3 separate regions of the Homo sapiens genome follow, and regions 2 and 3 are each linked to region 1. A link is an interaction called in ENCODE POLR2A ChIA-PET data of the cell type or tissue named here. Cell type or tissue: MCF 10A. All regions are shown on one strand. Links, peaks and the distances in the headings refer to the core of each region. The heading gives the core; the rest is flanking DNA.

What was found. Peaks named below come from ENCODE experiments on the same cell type or tissue, not always from the same donor. Only the 100,000 strongest peaks of a DNase experiment are listed, where the experiment ranks them.
Region 2: POLR2A ChIA-PET joins it to region 1 with 5 read pairs; 2 of 35 experiments call an interaction of 5 or more read pairs at or near these places.
Region 3: POLR2A ChIA-PET joins it to region 1 with 7 read pairs; 1 of 35 experiments calls an interaction of 5 or more read pairs at or near these places.

The regions. Positions count from the first base shown.
Region 1 is chr15:93,925,852-93,932,983 of GRCh38, forward strand. The region is part of intron 2 of LINC01580 (long intergenic non-protein coding RNA 1580); the gene reads left to right. The region is part of intron 8 of LINC01581 (long intergenic non-protein coding RNA 1581); the gene reads right to left. Among named protein-coding and RNA genes, the nearest start is that of LINC01580, 29 kb to the left of the region's middle. In MCF 10A, for the core only: no CTCF peak of the experiment used is centred there; a DNase peak (open chromatin) is centred at 4,050.
Region 2 is chr15:92,812,143-92,819,274 of GRCh38, forward strand. No RefSeq gene overlaps it. Among named protein-coding and RNA genes, the nearest start is that of CHASERR, 67 kb to the right of the region's middle. In MCF 10A, for the core only: no CTCF peak of the experiment used is centred there; no DNase peak of the experiment used is centred there.
Region 3 is chr15:93,826,786-93,833,917 of GRCh38, forward strand. No RefSeq gene overlaps it. Among named protein-coding and RNA genes, the nearest start is that of LINC02207, 26 kb to the right of the region's middle. RefSeq lists an enhancer at 2,639-3,174. In MCF 10A, for the core only: no CTCF peak of the experiment used is centred there; DNase peaks (open chromatin) are centred at 2,836 and 3,786.

The sequences.
Region 1 (7,132 bases), core at 2,985-5,484:
TTATTTACGAGACCTACATTGTATTTTCAAAAAAAATTTTTAATTGATTTTATGTCTTTCAAATGCAGCAAAAGACATAAAATCCTGGTCATGCATTAAGGCAGGGCTAATGAGGTAATGTTTCAGAGCCTTCCATAAGGGATTGGGGACCTAACGTACAGGCTCCAGCATCCCTTCTAGAAGGAAACAGAGAGTGCACCTTCCCCATGACAGCCAGGCTGCTGGGAGCATGAGCCAATAAAAAACGAGTCCTCTGGGCTTCATGGTTTCAACTCAAGGTGAGAGGGAAATGGTGCCAGCTACTGATAAATTAAATTTACAGTTTTAGGGACAAGGGAACTTAGGGGCTGGATATTTCTGTTGGAGCTATGAGCTAAAGATTTTGTAAATGTGTATAATTTGCAAACAGAATCAATGATTTTGTTCTTCAAGGGAAGGAAGTTTTTGTTTTTTGACAAGTGTGTCTCTTCTTGAAAAAAAGAGTGATGGAGGATTTACGCTCCAGGATGAGACATGCTCCAAGTCAAGAGCACAGTCATTTAAAATGATATTGGACAAGAAAGGGATGCCAACAAGAGGCAGATGTGAATAAGACACCTGTGTGACCTTGGGGGTCCCATACAACCAGAAGGGAAAAAAGACCAAAGCCACTAATAGGTGGCATGAGGCTGTGGGAGGGATAGAGTTATAAAGAAGGTGTTTAAGAAGTGTTGCTGGGCCTGGTGTGGTGGCTCACGCCTGTAATTCCAGCACTTTGGGAGGCCGAGGCAGGTGGATCATTTGAGGTCAGGAGTTCAAGACCAGCCTGGTCAACATGGTGAAACCCCATCTCTACTAAAAATACAAAAATTAGCTGGGTGGTAGTGGTGTGCACCTGTAATCCCAGATACTTGTAAGGCTGAGGCAGGAGAATCGCTTGAAGCTGGGAGGCAGAGGTTGCAGTGAGCTGAGATTGTGCCACTGCACTCCAGCCTGGGTGAGAGAGTGAGACCCTGTCTCAAAAAAAAAAAAAAGAAGTGTTGCTGTGTCTTAGGTATGATAAAGCCTCTTTCATTGCTCCTTTAAGAGTCCAGGAGCAAAGACAATTGTTAGTGTTTTCTAAAGAATGTTGAACACCAAAACCTTTTTTAAAAAGTGGGTTTCTGATGATCGAGACTTAAAATGTATGAAGTTTCTCATTGGGATTTATGAAAACAGGGAATGAGTTGATGACAGAATTCTAGAGATAGAAGACGGCAGACCAGCTTTTTATAAAAAACAGCTTTATTAAGGTATAGTGAACAAAGAACTGCACATATTTAACGTGTACAATTTGATGAGTTTGGATTAAACTCCCATTGGATACTATCACTACAGTCGGGGTAATGGGCACATCCAACATCTCCCAAAGTTTTCTTATGTTGCTTTGTTTATTATGTTGTTTTGTTTTATGTGTGTATGTGGTAAGATCTAGCTTCTTAACAAATTCTGAAGTGCACAGTACCATATCGTCAACTATAGGCACTGTGTCGTACAGCATATCTCTAAAACTTACTCATCTGACATAATTGAGACCCTATACTCATTCAACAACAACTCCCCATTTCTTTCCTTCTTCTAGCCTGTGGCGCTATTTTATTCTCTGCTTCTCTGAGTTTGACTTTTATCGATACCTCATACAAGTGGGATCATACCGTATTTGTCCTTCTGTTACTGGCTTCTTTCACTTGGCACACAGTAGCCTCAGAGTTCATCCCTGTCATCACAAATGGCAGGATTTCCTTCGTTTTATGGTTGAATAATATTTTATTATATATATTTACTGCAGTTTCTCTATCCATTCATCTGTCAGTGGGCATCTGGGTTGTTTCTATATCTTGGCTATTGTGAGTAATGCTGCAGTGAACATGGGAATGCAGATAACTCTTCCAGATCTTGATTTCTCTTCTTTTGGACATATACCCAGAACTTGGATTGCTAGATTCCCTGGTAGCTCTATTTTCAACTTTCAGAATAACTTTCCTACTGTTTTCCATCATGACGGCACGATTTTACATTCCCACCAACAGTTTACAAGGGTTCCAGTTTCTTCACATCTGACCTACTCACTTTATTTCTTGTTTTGTTTTGTTATAATGGCCATCTTAAAAAGTGTAAGGTGATATTCCACTGTAGACCAGCTTCTTACTGCAGTAAGACAATCTGACATTCAAGTTCATTATAATGTGGTTACCACGTACTTTCTGGCCATTTATGCCTCACCACCCCCGCATGCGCAGCCTTCCCTCCTGCCATGTTCGATGGCTTGCTCTTCCTGGTCTTTGCTTCCATGGATTGTATCTTGCTTTCCCTGCTATGAAACACTTATTTATATTTATGTTCATGCCCCTCTTCAGAACTGTGGCATGGTGCAGAATGGTTTTTTCCAGACAGCCATGTGCTTCACTCCCTAACTTCTCCCATGTCTCTGTTTCAATGCCATTCACCTGTGAGGGCTTCCTTCCCCAAGCACCCATGGAGAAGAGCACCAGAACCTCCTCACCTCCTGCCTTGCTGTTTCTCCACAACATTGACGTCACAAAATATTTTTGTTTGCTTAGTTTTTGTCTTCTCTTCACCCAATGAGAATATAAACTCCATGAAACAAGTCCTTCTACCATTTTCCTTTTATACCTCTAGCTTCTGGAACAATGGATACATGTAGTGTTCAGCAAATTGTGCTTTAATAAATTAATGAGTGAATCAGAGTTGTGTCCCCTTTAACTTTGTATTTTCCCAATAACTAGCACAGTGTCTGGACTAGCGTATGATCCCAGTGATTATTTGTTAAACAAATAGCTCCCTGGAGTGAGAGTATTATGGTAGGAGAAAAGTTATTTTATGATAAAATATATCTATTTTTTTAAGGAAGATTTGTTATATAGAGACAAGAGGTATATACAGTGAGTGTGAGTTCTTTATCTGATCACTTGGAAAAGTTCTGGCTTCCCCTCTTTTCAGCTGTGTGACATTCAGCAAGTCAGTTCATCTCTCTGAGTCTCAGTTCCCTCAGATATAAATTAAGCTTTGCTGTGACTATTAAATTAGCACATATATATATGTATATATATACAGCACTTAGAACACTGTGTGACAACACATTGTGAGCACTTAGTAAGTATAAGATGTTATTTTTATATGAGAAAACAATTTGAGAGAAAATGAAAGAAATCAGAATTGTAAAAAGTTTATAAAAACTTTAATAACCTCATATAAAGTGGAAAATTGGTATAAAACTCTTATATGAGGTCACTAATATAATACATATACATATATACAGACTAGGAAACAAGAGTAGAAATGTTCTGATATGGATTCAAGTGCATAATTTTTTATAGTAGTTATCTTTGGGTGGTAAGACTTTGGGTGGCTTTTTCCATTAATGCTTTAGTGAATTGTCCATATTCTATTTTAATCAAGCAGTGCCTCTATAGTCAGCACAAATAATAAATACTGTAGAAATTGCCTCTTCATGAAACTTTAAAAAATACTAAAGAAAATGAGTTTTTTTTAGTATTTAAAAAATACTAAAGAAAATAAATATGGTAGAAATGAGCTCTTCACTACTTTAAAAAATACAAAAGAAAATGAGATGCATTTTAGATTTCACTCTCCCCCAACCTGGCTGCTCGGTTGTTGTCATCCAGGTGAACCCCTAGCAGAATCTGTGGAGTCCGGATGTGTCTAACACCTAGTGCATTCCTCAGACCCACCCTGCCAGAGCTGGTGGATTTAGCCACGAGGGACTTTGGCACTGAGCTCAGACTTTCTGGTGGCATTGGGCAGTCACAACCTGAATCTTTGTCCAAATTCAACTACTTGATTAACTTCCGTTTAAATAGAAGCTTACTTTTGAAAAGTTAGGTTTTCTTCCATTTTTTTTTTCTCCCACAGCTGTCTTGGCAACATCTGATTCCAGCCAGGGCAGGAAGTATCTGAGTCAGAGATGGGGTGAAACAGTTTTTCTGGTGCTGTTCCCAGCCCTCTGACAAGGATCGTCTCTCCTGGAGCTTTCTGTCTGCTTCTACAAATAGCTTGTAGAGAGCCAGAGGATGTGTGTAACGGGATTCAACCAAAGCAGTCCTCCGGCCCACCCTTGACTGTATTTGAAAGAATGTGAGTCATCAGCATGGGTCCTGTCCTCTTCAGCATCCTCAATGAATTAGCAATTCCCAGAAAGCTACCCCTGAGGGAATGGGAAGAAAAAGAGACCAGAAGCAAGGAGACTGAATTTGCACCTACACCAGATGATTTTATAAGATGTGTTTAGATAAATATGGCACATTTCCACCCACCCACCATTAAAAAAAAAAAAAGAAGCAAAACTTTAGTGCTAGATTCTGAAGGCACATTTTGCTTCATTAATCTAAATAAGTACCTTAAATGTGAATTGTTCTCTTTTCTTCTCATTCTTTTTTCTTTTCCCTTTATTGTTGGCGTGGTAGCAGTTGGAAGTGTTTGAAATGGTCACACAAATACTTAGCCTCTCTCTTCTGTATTAAAAACGTAGGCAATTCCCTGTTTCTAGATGAGGAGGAGCTAAATGTGTATATGGCTTGAAGAGAACTCACCATCAGATGAACCTAATACTTTTACCCCTGGCTCTCTTTTTAAGGACTTAGACTTGAGTTATCTCTGAGAGGTCATGAAGCAACTCAACAGATTGGAAGACTGTGACTGGGAAAAATTGTGTCTTGGTGAAAACAATATTGGCTACTCAATTTGCTGAACCAGTATCTAAATCTTAACTTTGGCATTTATGAACTGTGTGATGTGGAGATATTTCTTAACTTCTCTGAACCTCAATTTTCTACTTTATAGGAATCATCGTGGTGACGTGAGGGTTAGTTATAATGGGTTGAAGTGCCTTTCACATGATAGATACTATACTATTTACCTCTATTGAACATACATAATCCTCCCATATAGACATTAAAATTGCTGTAAATAAAAACAGTGAAAGTAAAATCTACAATGTGGTAGAGATAAGTTAATAATAGTCATAGTTAAGTGTCTAGTGCTCAATTTTGTTTTTAGTAGAATGATATCAAGCGTACGTTTAAGTGACCATGTGCCTAATGGTTTTAAATGCTATACCTAACAGCTAGATTCACATCTCTCAAAGTGTGGATTGAGACCCATCTCACTAAGGATCACTGAAGATTCTTTCTAAAAGGCAGATTTCTAGGCCTATCTAAAACCTTGTTGGGTGTGGGGCCCTAAAATTTGTATTTTGCTGTGATTTCTATATACATTATAGTTTAAAAACACAAATTTGATGACAAAGATTTTTTTAAAATATTTTAAGACAATTATTTAGTATAGCATTATCTGAAAGATAATCTAGTTTTATCTGACAGAGTATCATAATGTACTCTACTGATATTAATACACATTATATCATTATAATTATAATTTATTTTTGACGAAACTCATCGGAAGTCATGGATCAGAGTAGTTTCTGGCTTGGTGCCAATGCAAGCTGAACTGCCTACCAGCTATGAGACTTTGAGAGAATTTTAACTTTTCATTAAATTCTAGTTTCCCATCTAGTCTCCATAATAGTTTCTACCCTATAGGATTATTGAAAGGATTGCATGAGATAACACATCTATAAGTTTTAGACTGTAGACGTTAGAGATTATCATCGAAAGACTTCATGATTATTATGTAGTTCAGAAAGACTCTGGTGGAGATTTGATGAGCGTCTTTGAGAATTTTTTTGGCTTGAGGCAAAGAGAGGCAAATCTGGATGGTCCTCATTTTCTCCCCCTTTTAGTATTTTAGCAGAAGCTGGCTTAGCAGGTGCAAAATAGCTCAAAGAAAGAAAAAACTGATTCTAGCTACTGGGCCTCACATAGTCCCTCCTTCTAGCAAGGTAATTTTTCCATAGTTATATAGTCACATAGATAGTCCCTGCACACACCCCCTACAAATACATAGAAAACTTTAGTTGTGGGAGGGGGTATAAACATAACCATTCTACTGGATCATTTGCCATGATGGATCTATTTTAGCTTTGTGTAACCTAAGCATACCTTTCTATGGAATGGGAGAACTTGGATTATATGTGCTTTATTGTTGCTCTGTCTTTACAGTTTTCCATATAAAACCCTATTTTTACAATATCTATACTAAGTAACACTAGAAGTCTGTGCTCATGACCCCTTTGCAAGATAACTTTTTTTTTTGATAAAGGGAATTTTGGAGATTAATAAATTAGCATGCAGGAGGTACAATCGAGAGAGTCCCTGGAGGCAGCATCTGTAGTATGGACTGAAGCATAGCAGGATGGGAACAGGGAGATGTGGAGCTGTGTGATGGTGTCAGAAGAGACCTCAAACCCCGTGGGAAGCTCTGAAGATGGGATTGCTCTTCCCCATCTTTGTAACCTTACCTGTACCAAGTCACTAAATAAGAGCCTTGCTAGGAAAAGGAATTAATCTTGAGCAAGGCACTCCCCATAGGGTTGACAGCTAGCAATCTGTTGCTGTTATCTGGCCCATCACTTGGTGAAATTAATAGGTCCTTCACTCCAAAAGGGAGATTTGGCTGGGGTACGACCAGATCCATCCTGCAGTCACATCTAGTCATGATACATTCTCTGAGATAGCTAGAGTGGATGTACTCATCCATTTTACTGATAAAGAGATTTAAAAAGTTCATTGACTTGCCCGAATGCTCACAGTTTATAAGTAGCAGAGCTGAAACTGAAACTTATCTCTTCTGATTTTCAGTTTCTATTTATACATTATCGTTTTAAAATTGCAGAGGTGGATGGAGATATAGTTATGGCTATACATGTTTATAAGTCTGAATGTATTTTATGTCAATAAGTAAGATGCATTCATTTAATAAACATTTCCAAATTGCCGTCTATATACAAAGCCCTAGAAGGAATGCTGGTAATATAGAGAAAGAAAGACACAGTTCCTGTTGTTTAAGAACTCCTGAACTAGTGAAAGAAAGAGATAAGTAAGCAACAATTATCACCTTACCAGGTAAGAGCTGTGATAGAGATAGATAGAGTGTGATAGAGTATGTAAAAAAGCACAAAATAGCCACTGCCTTTCAGCCCAGGTTCTCCAGACACTGTTGATACTCAATCTGGGTT
Region 2 (7,132 bases), core at 1,599-4,098, 1.1 Mb before region 1:
GGACTCCTTCACCGTCAACCTGCTTAATACACGGAAACCTGTTTTTCTTTTTAACTAGTTCATTTCTATGTGGAGATGTGAGGCAAAGGAAACTAATTGCTAAAATTTTCTTTCTGATGTGCAGCAAGGATATAAACTTTGCCCTAAAATTATTTAAGTGTAAATGAACGTTTGGTTTTGTTGTTTGTTTGGTTGTTTGTTTTTGAGATGGAGTTTCACTCTTGTTGCCCAGGCTGGAGTACAATGGCGCTGTCTCGGCTTATTGCCACCTCCACCCCTCTGGGTTCAAGCGATTCTCCTGCCTCGGCACCCGGAGTACCTGGATTACAGGCGCGTGCCAACATGTCTGGCTTGTATTTTTAGTAGAGACATGGTTTTTCCACGTTGGCCAGGCTGCTCCCGAACTCCTGACCTCAGGTGATCCACCTGCCTCAGCTTGCCAAAGTGCTATGATTACAGGTTTGAGCCACAGTGCCCGGCCTTTTTTGTTTGTTTGTTTGTTTGTTTTCTGACATGGCGTCTCAATCTTATTGCCCAGGCTGGAGTGCAATGGCTCTGTCTCGGCTCACTGCAACCTCTGCCTCCAGGGTTCAAGTGATTCTCCTGCCTCAGCCTCCCGAGTAGCTGGAATTACAGATGTGTGCCACCATACCCGGCTAATTTTCGTAATTTTAGTGGAGACGGGGTTTCACCATGTTGGTCAGGCTGATCTCGAACTCCTGATCTCATGATCCACCCGCCTCAGCCTCCCGAAGTGCTGGGATTACAGGCGTGAGCCACCGCGCCCGGCCCACGTCAGGCTAATTTTTTTGTATTTTTTGGTAGCAACGGGGTTTCACCATGTTGGTCAGGCTGGTCTCAAACTCCCGACTGATCTCAAGGGATCTGCACACCTCAGCCTCCCAAAGTGCTGGGATTACAAGCGCGAGCCACCACGCCTGGCCACCTCCTATATTTTTAACCCTAGTTTCTCTTTAAATGAAATCCTTCTACTTACTATACTTGCAATAAAATACATTCCAGTAGAATGAAGAAAACTTTGTTAATATTAAAAGGATATGGGGCTGTAAGAACTATCATAGGCCAGGCACAGTGGCTCACGCCTGTAATCCTAGCACTTTAGGAGGCCGGGCAGGGTAGATCACTGGAGGTCAGGAGTTCGAGACCAGCCTGGCCAAGATGGCAAAACCCCATCTCTACTGAAAATACAAAAATTAGCTGGGCGTGGTGGCGGGCACCTGTAATCCCAGCTACTCGGGAGGCTGAGGCAGGAGAATCGCTTGAACCCTGGAGGCGGAGGTTGCAGTAAGCTGAGATCGTGCCATTGTACTCCAGTGTGGGCAACAAGAGTGAAACTCCATCTCAAAAAAAATAAAAACTACCATAGATGGCAGTCATTATTCTGTAATAGTCTTCCTTTTAGTGACAGTACCCTATGGCAGAGGTTGATCTCTTCGACTACGGTATTTGAGGTCAATTCAAAGTCTCCAAGTAAACCTTTGCAAAGTTACTAAGTAGTCTGATTCTACAGAACCACAATAAACGTGAGAATTTTTTTTTTACCTAACCAGCACTGTGCATCTGAGATTAAAATCTGTTACCAGAGATTCATGGTGATCCTTTCAAAGCAGCTCTAGATATTTTTGTTTGTTTTATCATTCGTATTTCATAGCTGATACCTAAAGCAGATAATGATGAATATTTTACATTTCAATTGTTTTAAGGAACACTTGACTTTGAACAGCTTGTGGAAGCTATAGCTCTTAGAAGCCTGTCTCCTTAAAGCTGAAATTTCATATCTGCTACTGATATGACTGAGGAAGAAGAGAGGGAGGAGAAGAAGAAAAAAAGTTCTTTTTAATCTCAAGGGCCTTTGAAAATATCCTTTTACTGAGGTACAGTTACTGCCTAGCAATGAAAGGAAAACGTCTTGTAAATTTGCCTCTTTCCTCAGTCCTTCCAGAAATGAAAGAGGCAATCTATAGGTTGTCTCATATCCTAGACTGTAGACCCCAGAGTCTTTGCTGCTAAATTGGCAAGTTCAATAGTCTTTTTTTTTTTTGAGACGGAGTCTTGTTCTGTTGCCCAGGCTAGAGGGCAGTGGCACTATCACGGCTCACTGCAACCTCAGCCTCCCAGATTCAAGCGATTCTCCTGTCTCAGCCTCCCAAGTAGCTGGGATTACAGGTGCCCACCACCGCGCCCGGATAATTTTTGTATTTTTAGTAGAGCTAGGGTTTCACCATCTTGGCCAGGCTGGTCTCAAACTCCTGACCTCGTGATCCACCCGCCTTGGCCTCCCAAAGTGCTGGGATTACAGGTGTGAGCCACCACGCATGGTCTTCAATAGTCTGTTATTCCAAAATTATACTGTACTTGCCACAGCCATTCCTTTGCTCTCTCCAAATCATTTAGAGAACACAGAATAGTAAAGAGGAATAAAACAAAGGCATGAATAATGGGAAAAAATTAGAAGCGAGTACATGATCATCTTAAAAACAATCCCAGAGAATGCAATGCTCTTTCCTTGGGCGATCAGTTCTGACCACACCCTTTTTTTTTTTTGAGACGGAGTCTCCCTCTTTCGCCCAGGCTGGAGTGTACAATCTCAGATCACTACAGCCTCCACTTCCCAGGGTTCAAGCAATTCTCCTGCCTCAGCCTCCATAGTAACTAGGACTACAGGTGCGTGCCACCACGCCTGGCTAATTTTTCTATTTTTTGGTAGAGACAGGGTTTCACCATGTTGGTCAGGCTGGTCTCAAACTCCTGACCTCAAGTGATCTGCCCACCTCGGCCTCCCAAAGTGCTGGGATTACAGGTGTGAGCCACCAACCCTGGCCTCCCCCTATATTTTTAACCCTGTTTTCTCATGGGCACATTCCAACAGGGTTAGGGCTCTAGGCCTATGTATCACTACTAGTCTCCCCCAAATTTCTCTTCCTCCCCCATATCAAATAGCCCTAAAGCCTTGCTCCTGGTTCTTCCAAGGCCCTGTGGAACTGTGTTTGAGAACTGGGACTTGGGCCGGGCGCAGAGGGTCAAGCCTGTAATCCCAGCACTTTGGGAGGTTGAGGCGGGCGGATCACGAGGCCAGGAGATCGAGACCATCCTGGCTAACATGGTGAAACCCCATCTATACTAAAACTATACAGAATTAGCCAGGAGTGGTGGCACATGCCTGTAGTCCCACCTACTCAGGAGACTGAAGCAGGAGAATCGCTTGAATCCGGGAGGTGGAAGTTGCAGTGAGCTGAGATCACGCCTCTGCACTCCAGCCTGGGCGACAGAGTGAGACTCCGTCTCAAAAAAAAAAAAAAAAAAAAAGAACTGGGACTTGGGAGTCAGAGGGAGGCAGAGTTGGAGTCCAGTTCTGTCCTTTCCAAACTGTGTAACATTGAGCAGTTAATATTTCTGAGCTTCAGTTTCCTACTTGTAAATTGCAAATATTTCTTTATTTGTTCCAAGAATTGGATAAATGCTGGACAGTATGTAGTACTTAGTAAAATGCCTGGCACAAATAATAAATTCTCAATAGACGGTGGTAATTATCAATCCTGCTTCCTTAATCCACTTTCTGCCCGCTGTCAATGCCTCCTTCTCCTTTGGCCAATTGCCTCCTAATTAGTCTCCACCATGCCCGGCTAATTTTTGTATTTTAAGTAGAGACGGGGTTTCGCCATGTTGGCCAGGCTGGTCTTGAACTCCTGACCTCAGGTGATCCGCCCACCTCGACCTCCCAAAGTGCTAGGATTACAGGCGTGAGCCACTGCGCCCAGCCTATATGCACTGATTTCTAAAATACATTGTTAAATGGGAAAAAATAGGCCGAGTGTGGGGGCTCATGCCTGTAATCCCAGCAGTTTGGGAGGCCAAGGCGGGAGGATCACCTGAGGTCAGGAGCTCGAAACCACCCTGACCAACATGGAGAAACCTGTCACTACTAAAAATACAAAATTAGCCGGGCATGGTGGCACATGCCTGTAATCCCAGCTACTCAGGAGGCTGAGGCAAGACAATCGCTTGAACCCGGGAGGCAGAGGTTGCAGTGAGCCGACACTGTGCCATTGCACTCCAGCCTGGGCAACAAGAGCGAAACTCCATCTCAAAGAAAAAAAAAAGGAGGTATGAAAAACTGAATACAAAATGCATCTATTTGTGTAAAAAAAAGAGAAAGGAGTGATATTTATTTTCATTTTATTTATTTATTTATTTAATTTTGGGACAGAGTCTCGCTCTGTCTCCCAGGCTGGAGTGCAGTGGCGTGATCTTTGCTCACTGCAAGCTCCGCCTCCCAGGTTCACGCCATTCTCCTGCTCAGCCTCCTGAGTAGCTGGGACTACAGGCACCCACCGCCATGCCCAGCTAATTTTTTTGTACTTTTAGTAGAGATGGGGTTTCACCATGTTAGCTAGGATGGTCTCGATCTCCTGACCTCGTGATCTGGCAGCCTCGGCCTCCCATAGTGCTAGGATTACAGGCGTGAGCCACCACGCCTGGCCAGAGTGATATTTATATTAATGGGAAGGATGCCTCTGATGGGCAGTCAAGGGTCTGGGTGAGGAAAGATTTTCTTTTCACTGTATACTGTTTTGTATTGTTGGGAAAATGTCTAACGATTTGCATAAATATTAAATTTTTTAATTAAAAAAAAAATCTAGCATCTCTTCCTTTGGGAAGCCCTGACTGGCCCTCTCTGTTCCTTCCAGGAGTTTCTCCTTCTTTCATACTCCCAGACTTTTCACGGTGTTTACTTGTTATATTACAGCACTTATCCCATGTGTGGAAGGTTTCCCTGGGAAACCTAGACTATCTAGAAGGTAAGATTGATACCGTATTCATTTTTATGTTCCTAGGATCCATTGCAAAGTGATACACGTGCACATACACATTTTTTTAAGTCAGTTTTAATCTCTTTACATTTTTTAAGAGTTAATGGATGGATGGCCAGGCGCGGTGGCTCATGCCTATAATCCCAGCACTTTGGGAGGCCGAGGTGGGCGGATCACCTGAGGTCGGGAGTTTGAGACCAGCCTGACCAAGATGGAGAAACCCCATCTCTACTAAAAATACAAAATTAGCCGGGCGTGGTGGCACATGCCTGTGATCCCAGCTACTAGGGAGGCTGAGGCAGGAGAATCGCTTGACTCTGGGAGGCAGAGGTTGCAGTGAGCTGAGATCGCGCCATTGCACTCCAGCCTGGGCAACAACAGCGAAACTCCGTCTCAAAAAAAAAAAAAAGAGTTAATGGAAAAAGTCTCCCATCACTGATCTCTTTCACCATCACCCTTATCCTAGTCTGCTTGTGCACAGGAGACTTTGAGCTCTATAGACTCACTTTTACAATGTCACCCCAGCCTATATTATCAGACATCTCCAGCAAACCTTCCTCCGGTGGCTCCTGCTATAGCTGACTTTTCACTATGTTTTTGTAATTTGTTGCTTTTGTCTTGTTTTGTTTTTTAAATATCCACAACGTCCTCACCCACTTCTAGCCTTTATTCATGCCGTTCTCTTTACTGAGGTCCTTCCCAACTCTGCCAGCTTAGACTCCTTTGAGACCAGCTCATCGAAGTCACTTCCTCTTTGAAGTTTCTCTGTCCCCCGCCCCTGCCATCAATCTTAGATAAGCTTAACTTGATGTTTCTGCTCTCTCTCTAATCAAACTATGTGATCACTTGTCATTTATGGCAATTATCATTTTACATGTTAGTCCTCCAGACAAAAATAAGAACCCTTCAGAGACAGGGATTTTTTCTTTGTTTATCTTACTTTTCCCAAAATTTATGCCTGGCACGCAGCAGGCACTCAATAAATAATTGTTGCATGAATGGATGAATGAACAAGTTAATAGTAAGTGCTCATAATATTTGGATGGGCTGCACTTGGAGGCCATCCCTGAAGTTACTTATTAGGGGCAACACACCTGTATGCTGTGTTTGTCACATTCGCATCTTGGCTGGGCACCTTGAACTGGAGGCTTTCTGGTGTTGTTTGCCATTCTGATGAAGGTGTAGAAACCTAATTACATATGCCCTCTGTAAGTGTGTAGACCCTTAAACTAGGATTGCTAGATTTAGTAAATAAAAGTCCAAGTTGCCCAGTTAAATTTGAATCACAAACCACAAACTATCTTTTTAAATGTATGTCCCAAATATTACTTACACTAAAAAAATTATTCAGTTTATCAAAAATTCAAATTTGACTGATGTATTTTATCTGGCGGCCTTACCTCAAAGGCCAAATTTCCAAACCCTGCCTTCTTGCACTCAGATCCTGTTCTTAGATAATTTTATGAACTATGCAATTTTATCATCTTTATTAGATAGCCAGTCCTCCAACTCTCCTTGCTTTTTTACATACATTTAAACACTTTGCTTTCTTCAAAATTATTTTATTATATTTTAAACATCAGAGTTTAGCCACTTAACAGAATTGTATTTGAGAGGGCAAATGCCCCTGTATCTTTCCGCTGGCATTCTCTGTATATTTTCTTGAAGTCTCTATTCTGCAGTACGTCTTAGTTAAAGGAAGATTATCTCCAGGTATGGCGATGGGGCTGCTGTAGGCCATTAGAAACCCTGCAGAGCTGTCTGGGCTGTAAAATGCCACTTCCCTGCAGAGGAAAGGTGGGAGTGACACTACCCAACCCGGTCTCTGCGCCGACCTAGCTTGGCAGCCATTACATATTATTATACATTAGGCTTTCCACGACTTTTGCAAAAGTTAGAGCCACCAGGTGATCTGAAAGAAGGCATTTTCAGATTTCAGTTTCTTAGTACTGGTAAATGAGCATCAAAACCAAAAATGTGGGCACCAACTGCAGCTGCACATATTTTTGTTTTACAGTCACAGTTCCTATCACATTAAATCGCGTTCCCTTGAAGCTTCAAAGTGGATGACAGTTCTACACTACAACCTTTTCATTGCACGTAATTAATTTTCCCTGTGATAAGTCGCCATCCCTTCAACATCCAAACTTGAAAATTACCGGCTAACACTGTCCCTAGGTGTCTAAACTCATGCAAAACATTTGTTTAGTACTCAAATATCACAGCTCCGCATTCTGAAAAACATGAAACGTCCGTCAGAAATTACTAAGAAGTGGTGACTGGAATTTCGGAGCATTTAC
Region 3 (7,132 bases), core at 1,543-4,042, 100 kb before region 1:
AGAGAGGAGGGAGACAACTTTGGTCCAGAAACAAATAGTGTTAACTGGTGGAAACAAACAATGATCTGTTGACAGGAGGGGTCCAGAGCTAATCTGGTATGGACCAGCCAATATCAACGTCAGACGGGTCAAAGCCAAAGGGAAAGCCTTGGCAGCAAGGCTTGTTGACAATCCCAGCTCTTGTTAGCACATGTCTTAGCCTTGAATCCAACATAGCAGTCCCAGCTGTTCTGAGAAATGTCAGAGTGGAATCAGGTCCATCTGCCTCCCCAGGGTTATCACTTGTTGCCGTCTCTTTGAACCCACCTCTCCAGGCTGACTAATCTTCCTGAAGAATCCCACTCCCTCCTAGCCCCAGTGATGCCGTTCCATTGCCCTCAGTTAGGCTTGCTCAGTGCTATGCTGTTGCTGCTTCTTCCCACTCTCCATTGTCTAGGGAATAAGCCCTCTTCTTTAAAGATTTCCCAACCACTTTTATTCATTACTGACACCCCCCAGCAGACTTAAGACTTTTTGGAACTGCCACTATGAAATTTTAGTAACACAGGTGTGCTTTATATTGGCTTATGTAATGCAGCCCTTTGGAGAGCCACAAGCTATTAAAATGCAATTATGGTTTTTTGCTGCCACATCCACCCATGAAACAATCTTCACCCTCTTGTGGGGCTATACCACCCCCATGGAGAATGCAGGAACTAGTGTCATTCTCCCATTGAGTTTTCTACCTCCTTTTTATCTTATTCCCACTGTACCCTATAGAGACTTCTAGCATAACATCTATAATATTTAGTAACTCATAGTTCAAATTACTGACCCCATTTTTAAGGGTAGAGACCAGTTCTAATTATGTATATGGGGCATATATTTGTCTTTTAGACACTGGTAAATGCCAATCATGTTAGGTCCTCAAGAAACATTTGGTTGGAACAATGATTGTGTGGCCCACATTTTTCCAGTCTTCACTATATGTAATAAGACTCTCCACTTCCACATACCCCTAATGCAAGTCTGCTGGACTTTGTGTCCTTCCTATCAGGGCAGCCCCCAGGAAATATCTGACATTTGCTTAGAAACAAGTTTTTCTGGGTGTGCACAGTGGCTCAGGCCCGTCATCTAGGATTTTGGGAGGCCAAGGCGGGCAGATCGCTTCAGCCCAGGAGTTCGAGACCAGCCTGGCCAACATGGTGAGGCCCTGTTTCTACTAAAAATACAAAAATTAGCTGGGCAGGGTGGCAGGTGCCGGTAATGCCAGCTACTTCGGAAGCTGAGGCTTAAGAATTGCTTGAACCCAGGAGGCAGAGGTTGCAGTGGGCTGAGATTGCGCCACTGCACTCCAGTCTGGGCGACAGAGTGATACTTTGTCTAAAACAAAGAAACAAACAAGTTTTCCAACTTCAACTAACTCTAGACCTCCTGGATGTTTATCTCAGTTGCATGGTTTTCTGTGGCATGTTTTCTAAACTGCAGTAGTGTCATTTACAACTCCATAGAAGTGTCAACTTCATCTCTCCAAATTTCCTTTAAGAAAAGCAGCAGAACAGATATTTTGGTTTTATAAATCCATAGCCAGTAACCACCCTTTGTGCTGGGGCTACCGTGTGCTGGCCAATGCGTTCCTGCCACCCCAATCTCCATGCCCATTAATATAGGAAGGTTATAGGTTGTAGGGAAAGGGGGGCAAATGTAAATAGCAGTGCTATTACCTTATGATAGATTGAGTTCAAGGCCCAGAACACTTCCTTGTTCTGAAGACACTTGCTATTGGATTTAAGGCCCACATTGATAACCTAGGACAATAACTATCTCAAGATCCTTAATCTGCAAGAGCCTTGCAGACCATTTTCCAAATAAAGTCACATTTATAAGTTCCACAAATGAGGACTTGAACATATACTTTTTGATGGCCATTATTCAACCTATGACAGGAATCAAAGCCAAGTTTTTAAGAGTAGAAAAAGCTGTATCGACAGGGCAAAATTTTAGATGCTTGGATAGTCCAGCTTCTGCAATAAAGTGAGAGAAACCAGTTTTTGTGCCCAGCCTCCATTATTAACCTCAGTAGGGAAGGCAACAGGTTCAAGAGGTAGAAGAAGAGACCCAGAGCCAGGAAGTGGACATGGGGTTTTACTAGGGGCTTACATACAGGGGAGAGGGTCCAGGGTGGCAGGCTGGACCGGAGAACCACCCTACTTACAGAAATGACCCCGTGGCAGTAGGCTGGACAACATATCCACAGTCCTATGGTCCAGTGACGTGAGCTGAACAAGATAAACGCACAGCCCCCATAGTATCGGGTTGGGGAGGAAAACTGCAACTGCTTGCAAGCAGCCTGCAGCTTATATAGCATTTTCACTTAACATCCTCCCCTTAACGACCTCCACCGGGCAACATTCATTTAATCCAAAACTCAGGGCCTTAATGCGTTGTATAGCCCGTGTTCCATTGGTTGGGCCTGGAGCTTAATGTTACTCATAGACAAGAAATGAAGCTCTGGGTTGGCCACTCCCACATCCCCTAGCTCAGAACACACATTCAGGTGCATCTGCCATCGGGGTCATCCTAAGGTTATGCTGGCGTTATTGCTATCAGGTATGTTTACCCTACAACAGCACGAATGACAAGGACATTGTGAACAATGTGACTCACCTGAGAATCTTCAAGGATCATGGGAACATGCTGGGTGTGTGTAGGAGGGAGGGGGAAGCATGGTGCATATGTCAATCACGGTCTCAGCAGGAAACTGATGGTGCATTCAAAAGCATGACTAGAGAGTGTCCAGTGAAGCAACTTTTTGCAGAGGCGTAGGCAGGAATAAAGTGCTAGCACAGGGTTTGACTGTAGACTGTCAATGAATGAGTCACAGTTTTACACTCCCCAGTCTTATCTTATTGGCAGATGATCTCACCCAGTGTGGGGAGAAAACCAAGTTAGGCAAGAGCACAACAAGCTCTATCAGTGAGGCCTAACTCGAGATGCCTGGATAGCCCAGCTATCAGCCAGTCAACAAGGGATAATGAGGCACCCCAGGGCTATCAACAGAAAAAAGCTGTTACTAAACTAGGGCTACAGGTCCAAGGGGAAGGAGGTGCCATCCCTAAGGCTAAACAGAATCAGATGAGCATAATTAGAGGAACAGAGGACTGAGTGACTCAGGAAAAGCCTAAGGGGATTAAGAACCTTCACACACACACACACACACACACACACACACACACACACACACACACACACACACACGCCCCTCTCTCTCTCCTTTCTCCCCCTCTTCTCCCTTTCCTCTCTCCCTACTCCTTTCTCTCCTCTCTCTTCTCTCTCTCCTCTCTCCCTCTCTTTCTGTCTCCTCTCTTTCTCACCCCCTCTCTCCTCTCTCTCTTACCCCTTCCCTGCTCTCTTTCTCTCTTTCCCCACCCACCCTATCTCTCTCTCCTCCTGTCCTCCAATACCCCATAGGTACTTCCTTATGGCTGCTGTTAGCTAAAATCTAGAGAGTAGAGGGTGAGTAGCCCTCCTGGGGGCACAGAGCAGGGCAGAGAACAGATTGTGAGGGAACTTGGAGAACAACAAACCTGAGGGCAAGGTGTGATTCTAGGAAATCTGTCCAAGTAGACTGCTCCAGATTGCTTTGGTTTGAATACTAAAGGTTACGTGACATATTTGCAGTCACAGTTGGTGAGATCTGGAGATTGAAGTTAAATTGTTTTAATGGATTCTCATCCAGGATCCAGGAGGTGAGAGATCACACCTGCCTTGCTCATTTCAACACCCCATTCCTGGGCACAGTTCCAGAATACAGTGGACACTGAAAACAACATTGACTGAATGAATCAAGTCCATCCTTGCAGATTTGTGCTTTGGGAAAAGATGAGGCTCTTTGTGCCTGACTCCTTCCATTGAGAAGAGTTTGCTCACCCTCTAATATAAATTTACCTTGGGCTGTTCCTACTCCCTGGGCCTCCTGACATATAAAGACAAGCCTATAGCCTAGGCTCAAGCTGAGATACACAAAGACAATAAATTATCTCATGGGCCACATTCCCAGGAGGAGTTCAGGATTAGAGCTAGTAGCTGACTGAGCTGAGGTTCAGGGCTGGGTTTCAGCCCTAAGATGAAAGCAGGGATTCAGGGGCCTGTGTGTAAAAGGCTGGTCAAGTTGAGACCAGAAAGGAATTAGAAGTCTTTGCTCGCACAGATGCCCTTTTCACTTAACATTACTTTACTGAGCATCAGTCTTGCACCAGATACCATGTCAAATGCCTGGGATGTAAAACCAAGTAAAACACATTATTTCCCTTTCATTGCTTACATTGTTGTTAGGGAGGCAGGGAAAAGTTTATGAATACATTTTGCAATGAGCTCTTTTGTAGAGGCCAAAGATGCCTTAGACAGGAGGGAATGCTAACCACTGCCAGGGTCGAAGTGTGAAAGGACAGGAAAGCTTAACAAATGCAGTGATCCCTGAGGTCTGTCTCAGAGCATGAGTGCAAGTTTTCCAAGACAGGGATGGGGAAGTCAGCTGGACAGAGAATAGCACATGGACAGGCACAGTGGTGAAGAAGAGGATGTTGCTTTCAGAAAACTAGATGTCTTAGTTTGAGCTACTGTAGACTGGGTGGCTTAAACACAAACATTTATTTTTCACAGTTCTGGAGACTGGAAATCTGAGATCAGGGTACCGGTGTGGTCGGGTTCTGGTGAGGTCCTTCTTCTTAGTTTACACATGGCCATCTTCTTGCTGTGTCCTCTTGTGGTAAACAGTATCTCTTCTTATAAGGGCACTAATCCCACTCATGAGAGATTTGTTTTTATGACCTAATCACCTCCCAAAGGTCACAACTCCAAATACCATTACATTGGGGGGGGATAAGAGTTTCAACGTATGAATTTGGGGGGATGCAAACATTTAGTTCATAGGACTATAAGAACTTCTGTATAGGCCAAAGGGGCTAATCAGGGTTCTTGAATGCCACACACAGGAGCCTGGACTTTGTTGCACATGTAGAGTTTGGCTGAAGCAAGGAGAAGGTGAGGCCATGGTATTCTGCAGGCTCCAACATGCTCAGGCTGGAAGTGCCTACAGGCCTCAGCTGATACCAGCTTCTCCATGTGCTATACAATAATAACCTAGTGTTTCTCATAGTGGGCATACAGCCCAAGAGTCCAGTCTCTTGTGGGGACATTAGCCATGACCAGAACTGATCTTTTTATATCCCTCTAATCAAAATCACTTATATGGTTTGCAAGGTGATAAGAGTCTCTCCCACTATTTAGCTGTTTAGATTCACGCCATTCAGAGGCATGCTCTAGGAGAGCTATAGGCTAATAAGGAGGATACCAGGCCAAGGTGCTGGGGAAAATCTCCTTTCGCATTTCAAACGCTTATAAAAGCCGAATTTAAAAACAAATTTCAGTGTATAGAGATGTTTAACCCTCTGCCTCCCACCAAGAAGGCAATACCCAAAAACAAAATAAGGATAAGTAACTCAAAGCCAATGGTGCATGGGACTTGAAGCCACTCGGCAGGCTCATGGGGGAACTAGGGAATGGCATAGGCTCCAACGGCTGGGGGCTAAGGTCCCACTGCTGCCCACAGAAGGGATTCCTGTCCTTGGCAAATGAAGCTACTGTCTTCCAAGGACCAGTGCGGAAAAAAAGTTGGCCTGGCCACTTTCATAAGTAGGTGTGAGTTCTGAATCCAGGATTCTAATGTGATATGGTGACACCAAGCCAAAAAAAAATTAGGCTGGGTGTGGTGGTTCACGCCTGTAATCCCAGCACTTTGGGAGGCCAAGGCAGGTGGATGAAGAGGTCAGGAGATCGAGACCAGCCTGGCCAACATGGTGAAACCCTGTCTCTACTAAAAATACAAAAATTAGCCAGGCATGGTGGCGCATGCCGGTAATCCCAGCTACTCAGGAGGCTGAGGTAGGAGAATCGCTTGAACCTGGGTTGCAGAGGTTGCAGTGAGCCGACATCGCACCACTGCACTCCAGCCTGGGCAACATGAGCAAAACTCTGTCGCCAAAAAAAAAAAAAAAAAAAAATTGCAACAAAAGCTCCTGATTTAATGAAACCCATAGGTTCCTCCAGCTCAGGCAAATTCAAAACTGCCTGCCAGTGACTCTGACACAACTCCCGTTCAATAGTCTAATATGACAGGTGAGATTTGAAGATCAATAACTATCAACTTAGAATCACAAAACCTGCAACAAAATGAGGAAAATAATGACACCTTTAGACAATAAGATGCAATCTCTCAAAGAAGAAAATTTAACATAGAAGACTGGCACACAAAAATAAAAAGAACAAATTGTTGTTAACTGTAAACTAGCATTGATTGACTATAAAAACTAAAATGACTTTTGAGAGAGGTAAACAGGTGAGGCTAAAATAATGGTGAACAATTACATGGAAAATGGGTAAGATCTGAATCTTATATGTTGCTGCAAGAGAAATACTAGATGCAAAATAACAGACAGTTGAAAATATAGTTGTAGGAAAGTATGTATTATACAAGCACTAATAAAAATCTGATATAGTAATAATATTAGAGAAAATCTATTCAGGATAAAGAGCATCAAGAGATATAAACAGGAATACTCTATAAAAGTGATGCTTATCCCCAGAGATACATAGAAAATGCGAAATTGCATGCCCAAAAATACAGAAATGGGTATTGAAATGAAAGCCTTACAGAATTAAAAGGTGAAATTGACAGATCTGCAGTAAAGAACATTTCAATTCACACCTCTCAGAAGCTGACAGATGAAATACACAAAAAATTAGTAGGATAGTAAAAAATTTGAATGACACTTTTAACAACTGTGTTCTATATGTCTGTGTGTGTGTGTGTGTTTGTGCACATGTATATAATTGTAGTATCTATGAATACATATGTATGTATATGTAATATGTTATATATATTATATATACCACACACATATATTAATATATAAATATACTTTACCTAACTATACGTATCTATACATAACCATTACACATGCACAGTTTATATACATACATATACATCTTAACCAACAAATAGAAACCATTATATTCAAGTCCATATGTAACTTTTAAAATAAATATTGACCACATGAGACCATAAAAAAATTTGATAAACTGAAAGTATTAA